Linked DNA regions of Homo sapiens: region 1 is linked to region 2. A link is a contact called in ENCODE Hi-C or POLR2A ChIA-PET data. All regions are on one chromosome and are shown on one strand. The core of a region is the stretch at or near the end of the contact, and the rest is flanking DNA. Distances in the headings are between cores, read along the strand shown. Region 1 overlaps BABAM2 (BRISC and BRCA1 A complex member 2). Region 2 overlaps LOC105374378 (a long non-coding RNA gene).

What was found. Hi-C counts contacts between places; a loop is a spot of excess contacts on that map. ChIA-PET counts read pairs that join two places held with the same protein, here RNA polymerase II (POLR2A).
Region 1: a map of right cardiac atrium shows a loop between it and region 2 (2.2-fold over the local background). The contact joins two enhancer-like sites. A Hi-C loop is called at or near these places in 1 of 168 maps with a recorded cell type or tissue (right cardiac atrium). POLR2A ChIA-PET finds 5 or more read pairs at or near these places in 1 of 52 experiments (activated CD4-positive, alpha-beta T cell).

Annotation. Positions count from the first base shown.
Region 1 is chr2:28,044,159-28,047,136 of GRCh38, reverse strand. BABAM2 (BRISC and BRCA1 A complex member 2) reads right to left here. Exons shown (of 12, transcript NM_199191.3): 6 at 1,338-1,412. Among named protein-coding and RNA genes, the nearest start is that of MIR4263, 49 kb to the right of the region's middle. Within about 2 kb of position 1,281, at least 2 of the 41 ENCODE cell types and tissues checked have a DNase peak (open chromatin) inside an H3K27ac peak, as active enhancers do.
Region 2 is chr2:27,733,822-27,736,710 of GRCh38, reverse strand. All of the region lies in intron 2 of LOC105374378 (a long non-coding RNA gene), which reads right to left. Among named protein-coding and RNA genes, the nearest start is that of LINC01460, 20 kb to the right of the region's middle. RefSeq lists a silencer at 876-1,045. Within about 2 kb of position 1,339, at least 25 of the 41 ENCODE cell types and tissues checked have a DNase peak (open chromatin) inside an H3K27ac peak, as active enhancers do.

The DNA of each region.
Region 1 (2,978 bases), core at 32-2,531, 310 kb before region 2:
AGAACTAGTCAACTGGAAACTAAAAACGAAAGTTTAATGAAGTACAAAAATCCTATGTTTTACTTAGCGAAAAAGAAAATAATTTTCCTCTTTAGATGGACTGTATAGACCAGGAACAGTGGCTCACACCTATAATCCCAACATTTTGGGAGGGTGAGGTGGGAGGACCACTGAGACCCTTTCTCTACAAAAAACAAAAAATTAGCTTGGCACAGTGGTGCACGCCTGTAGTCCCAGTTACTCAGAAAGCTGAGGTGGGAGGATCACTTGAGCTTGGGGTGAGCTATGGTCACACCACTACACTCCAGCTTGGGTGACAGAGCAAGACCATGTTTCCAAAAAAAAAAAAGATGGAATGTATTAAAAAAAATTCCCTAACCTTTTCTATGGTTTATAGTTTATATTCTACTAAGTCATACTTATAACCATTATAAAAATTAATATCTAATATTATTTATTGATTAGTATAATATGCAAGCAAACTTGTACAAAGATTCTGTCTTTTCTCTAGGCAGTTATGAATACCATTAATTCTCTGAACAACATCAAATTAGGAAGATAGAAATTTTTCTTATGCTAGATTGCAATTAAAGAACCACAAGTACAAATACAGCACAGAGGGAGGCCAGCCAAATCTTTTTGTTTGTTTGTTTTTTATCTGTTGTTTTTTGTTTTTTGAGATGGAGTCTCACTCTATCACCCAGGCTGGAGTGCAGTGGCTCGATCTTGGGTCACTGCAACCTCTGCCACCCAGGTTCAAGCGATTCTCCTGCCTCAGTCTCCCGAGTAGCTGGGATTATAGGAGCCTGCCACCATGCCCGGCTAATATTTGTCTATTTTTTTTAGTAGAGACAGGGTTTCACCATGTTGGCCAGGCTGGTCTCAAACTCCTGACCTCAGGTGATCTGCCCACTTCAGCCTCCCAAAAAGCTGGGATTACAGGCATGAGCCACCGCGCCCGGCCAAGGGCCAGAACCTCGAAGGCAGTGGCTAGGGTGTTTGCAGAATGGAGTGGTGACTAATATTGCATATTAGGTAATTTATATGAGAGTCTTTCATTCCAGTAACATTATTAAATAAAAGCGATTTTTCCCAAAGTTTAATTCACTTATAATAATTTTATTTTAATATGGAAAACTCACTTCTAAATGACTTTCACAGTTACTATTTTAGCTTTTAGGCAGCAAAACAGCTCAATGGAACTTCATGTAAGAAATATTTTTAATAGAATTCATCATCTGAACAAAATGCTGACAAACCAGTCATACAAATATTGAGTTAAATAATTACTTAAAAAGCTCACTTATATTCTCATACTGAAAATCATATATTTTTACCTTGAGAAGGTATGTGGGGATATTGCTGAAATCTACGGGCAGCTTCAAAAGGAAACGAGCTGAAAATTCACCAGTCTGTAAAAAGAAAGTTATAATAATAAGATTAAAATCAAAAATAGATTATGAAGTGACAATTATAGCCAAGGCCACAAGTTCAACCTGTTCAAAATGCAGGCATCTTCAATTTGGTTTTCCTAACGTTAGGCAAGAAAAGAAGGTTGGAAAAGTAGGGGAGGATCAGAAAGAGTTCTTAAATTATTAGTTACTAAAAAGCACAATTTGAGTTTTTAAAATCTGCATTTTAAATGTACAATAAAATTATAATTTAGCAGAATTGCCTTTTTGTTTCTTAAAAGTATGAAAAGAATATATGAATGTATGATTATTATTTTTTTAATCCCAAACAATAAAGACAGACCTACCCCTTTGATTCATTTGTTTTTATTAAAGCATTCAGACCACATCACTAATATTTATAAACCACAAGGCTGATGGCATACACCACCATCCTTTCTGGATGTACATGCAAAGGTCAAACTTCTACCTAGCAGTGGGTATTCAAAATAAGTTTCTCATCTCCTGAAAGTCCACTATATCATTATCATTAACTGATGTTTTTCATAACTCCCTCCATGAACTAATCTCTATAGGAAAGAGGTACGGAGGTTTGGCGATTTAAAACATTTAACTAAGCTATAAATAATAGCTTCTATTTGCTAAAACAGAAAACTCATTTAAAAGAAAAACGTCTGCCTCTCAATTTTTATGACAGGAAAGCCTAGGGAATCACTTTTTTTTTTTTTTAACTTTGTCATAGTCTAGAGGAGGAGTTTTCAAACTAGATCATGCAGAGATCTAGAGGTGCTAGAGAACCTCTGCAAAGGTAACAAAGATGCGTCCTGACCTGGTGGAATCCTCGGTCTTCCATCCTGTCTCACTGCAAGTGTGCAGCTCAGCCTGGTATTTTGACATGGTGTGTTTTACTTAGACATATTTGAAAAAAGAACTCCAGAAATGATCCAGAACTACTCAGAGTGGATGTCTATCCTTTTAATATTGTAACTACCAAAGAGTTCCCGCTCTTTAAAAAATGAGCAGCACAAACTCCCCTAAACACATCTTAAAACATAGCAAGCGTTTACAAATATTTGTATGAGTGGGTGGATGAATGCACCTAGGCACACATGCATAGCACTTTAGACAGTTTCACCACAGCCTCCACTCCATTCTACAAACACCCTAGCAAGTGGTTTCAAGGTTCTGGCCCTTGCCCGGGCATGGTGGCTCATGCCTGTAATCCCAGCACTTTGGGAGGCCAATGCAGGCAGATCACCCACGGTCAGGACATCGAGACCAGCCTGGCCAACATGGTAAAACCCCATCTCCACTAAAGAATACAAAAATTAGCCGGGCGTGGTGGCACGTGCCTGTAGTCCCAGCTACTCGGGAGGCTGAGGCAGGAGAATCACTTGAACCTGGGAGGCAGAGTTTGCAGTGAGCCAATATTGCACCATTGCACTCCAGCCTCGGCAACAAGAGCGAAACTCCGTCTCAAAAAACAAAAAAGGTTATGGCCCTAATTTTAAAACTCTGATCTAAACCTTAAAAATACAGACAGAAATATATTGAGCTCTGAAGATA
Region 2 (2,889 bases), core at 90-2,589:
TTCCTGACCTCACAGGGTATGGTGAGGATTGAGTGAGCTCACAGGTGCCCTTGGGGAAGAGGCAAGTAATGGAGCTAGTGCAGAAAGTTTAAACAATAAGAAGGGGTGTGTGGCCACTGCCAGGTCCAGGGAAGGTTCCTGATTCAGTCCTGGCTGCCACAGGAATGCAAGCTTGGTGTTGGCAGATCCTTTTATTTGTCAAGAAAAATCAGATATCTGGATTTTTATGTGAACTTTTCCAATTTTCAAAAGCCTGTGAGGACAGAACAACGCATATCTGCAGACTGTCAGGGTGCAAACTCGGATGACTATGACATTCCTGCAGCGCTCTTGGCCTGGTCCCTGCCTGGTGCCTTCCTCCTCTCCCCATTCTACCTCTTCCTGGCTAGCTCCCTAAGGCCCTGCCTTTCCCCCTGGTGTCTGTCGCCCTCATTGTAAAGTGGGCAGAGGCCAGCTCAGTCCTGGGGTGGCCAGAATTCAAGGCCCTGGGGCTGAGGGAGGGCAGGTCGGGTGGCACTATGAGGACAGGTGTTCTCAGCAGAAGCAGGTTAGGTACAGGACTGTTACCTGGAAGCCCTACTGAGCCTCTTCCCCAACAGGGAGGGGGAAAGGTGGGGAGCAGGCAGATACCTGCAGCCACAAAATGAATGAACGAATGAACAACGAACAGCCCAACCACCGCTGCCTCAGGTGGAAGTTGGCAGCTGTGCGGTAGGATGGCAGATTATCTGGGGCTCTTCTCAATCAATAATGTTGAGGGAGCACCCAGAAAAGTCTTCTTGCAAAAGTTGGTGGGGCCTTTGGTAGGCCCAGCCCAGCAAACCGGCTCAGGGCCAGGACCCAGTGAAGCCAGCCGCCTCCCGGCGCCCAATCTCCATCTTGGGCCTCGGATTAGAATCAGCCGCCCCCGCCCCGCGCCTTCCCGAGAGCCCCGCCGGGGCTGCCGGAAGCGGGGGTGCAGGGCGCGGGCATGGGGGTGTGCCCTTGCATCAAGGCCCTTCCCAGAAGGGGCAGCGCCTTCCCAGCACCGGCCTGCTGGTCTCCCCCGCGCCCGCCCTTCCCGGATATCCCGGCGACGCGCTGCAGCCTTTCCCGGGCGGCTCGGGTTGGCGAGGTCCGGGAGCCCTCGGTGCCGCGATGGGAAGTGCTTGCCCACGGCCCGGCCTGGGGACACACTCCCGCGCCCTCCAGGCCCCTGAGCTGTTCCTGGGAAAGGGCGTGAACGAAGCTCCCGCACAACCCCTTTCTTTCTCTTGGCACTTCCCAGTAAACCCTCCAGGTGTCCAGGTGGGGCACTTTCCACTGCCGGGCTCAGCCCTGGGTCTGGGTCTGCGGCCCGTCCCTTCGCTGCAGAGCGCGGTGCAATCGCGGTGGGGTTGGAAGGGGTCAGGGCTCCTGCCGAGCCAAGTCTCCTCCTCTGCCTGGGCAGCTACACGACTGGACCTCAGTGCCCACTACATGGACAAGCCTTGAAACTCATCCATCCAAACATCAGATAAACCTAAACTGAGAGACATTTCACAAAACTACACAAAGATGAAGAAGGGCTGAGGAACTGCACCAGACCGAAGGAAAGGAAAGAGACAGAACAACTAGATGCAGTGCGTGATCCCAGCTTGCATCTTGGATGGGGGGGAAATTGCTGTTAAGGACATAATTGGCAAAATTTGCATGTGGATTATATAACAGTAATATTGTATCAATGTTAAATTTCCTGAATTGGATCATTGAAACGTGGTTATGAAAAAGAATGTCCTTGGTTTGGCTTCTCTGAAGTATTTAGGGATAAAGGGACATGTCTGCAACTTCACCTCAAAATGGTTCAGAAATAAAATATAAGTACATTATTATTCCCCAAACAATTAAGCATATGGCTATTGTATGGCCCAGAAATTCCGCTCCTAGGTGTATGTCCCAGAGAAATGAAACATATGTCCACACAAAAACTTGTACGGGAATGTTCATAGCAGCATTAATCATAATAGTCAAAATACAGAAACAACCCCATGTCCATCAAGTGATGAATGGATAGCCACAATGAGATACATCCATATATTAGACTGTAATAAAGCCATAAAAATGAATGAAGGGCTGATACATGCTACAAATGGACGAATCTTGAAAACATTATGCTAAGTGAAAAAAGTGAGTCACTAAAGACTACAGATTATATGACTGTGTTTATATGCAATGTCCAGAATAGACATTGTAGTCTATTCTGTCTATATAGAGACTACATATTATAGTCTATAAAGACAGAGAGTAGGTTAGTGGTTGCTTAGGGCTGAGGTGAATTGGGTTTAGGGAGGTGATAGCTAAAAGAGGTACAGGGTTTTGTTTTTTGGTTTGTTTTTCTTTTTTTGAGATAGGGTCTCACTCTGTCACCCAGGCTGGAGTGCAGTGGTGCAATCATGGCTCACTGCAGCCTCAACCTCCTGGGATCCTCCTGCCTCAGCCTCCCCAGGAGATGGGACCAAAGGCACATGCCACCACACCTGGCTAATTTATTTTTTATAAAGATAGGGTCTTGCCTTGTTGCCCAGGCTGGTCTCGAACTCCTGGGCTCAAGCAATTCCCCCCCACCTTGGCCCCCCAAGGTGCTGGGATGATTACAGGTATAAGCCACCACGCCTGGCCCAGAGTTTCTTTTTTAGGTGATGAAAATATTCTAAAATTTGCTGTGTGGTAATGGTTGCATATATGGTATATGACTTGTATCTCAACAAAGCTGTTATAATAATAATAATAATAATATGTATTTATGTAGACAGACAAAAAGAGAAAGTGATTGATAAAGCAAATGTGGCAAAACATTAATGACTATTGAAACTGGGGAAAGGATATTCAGAAATTAATTGTACTATTCTTGTATCTGTCCTGAGTGATATG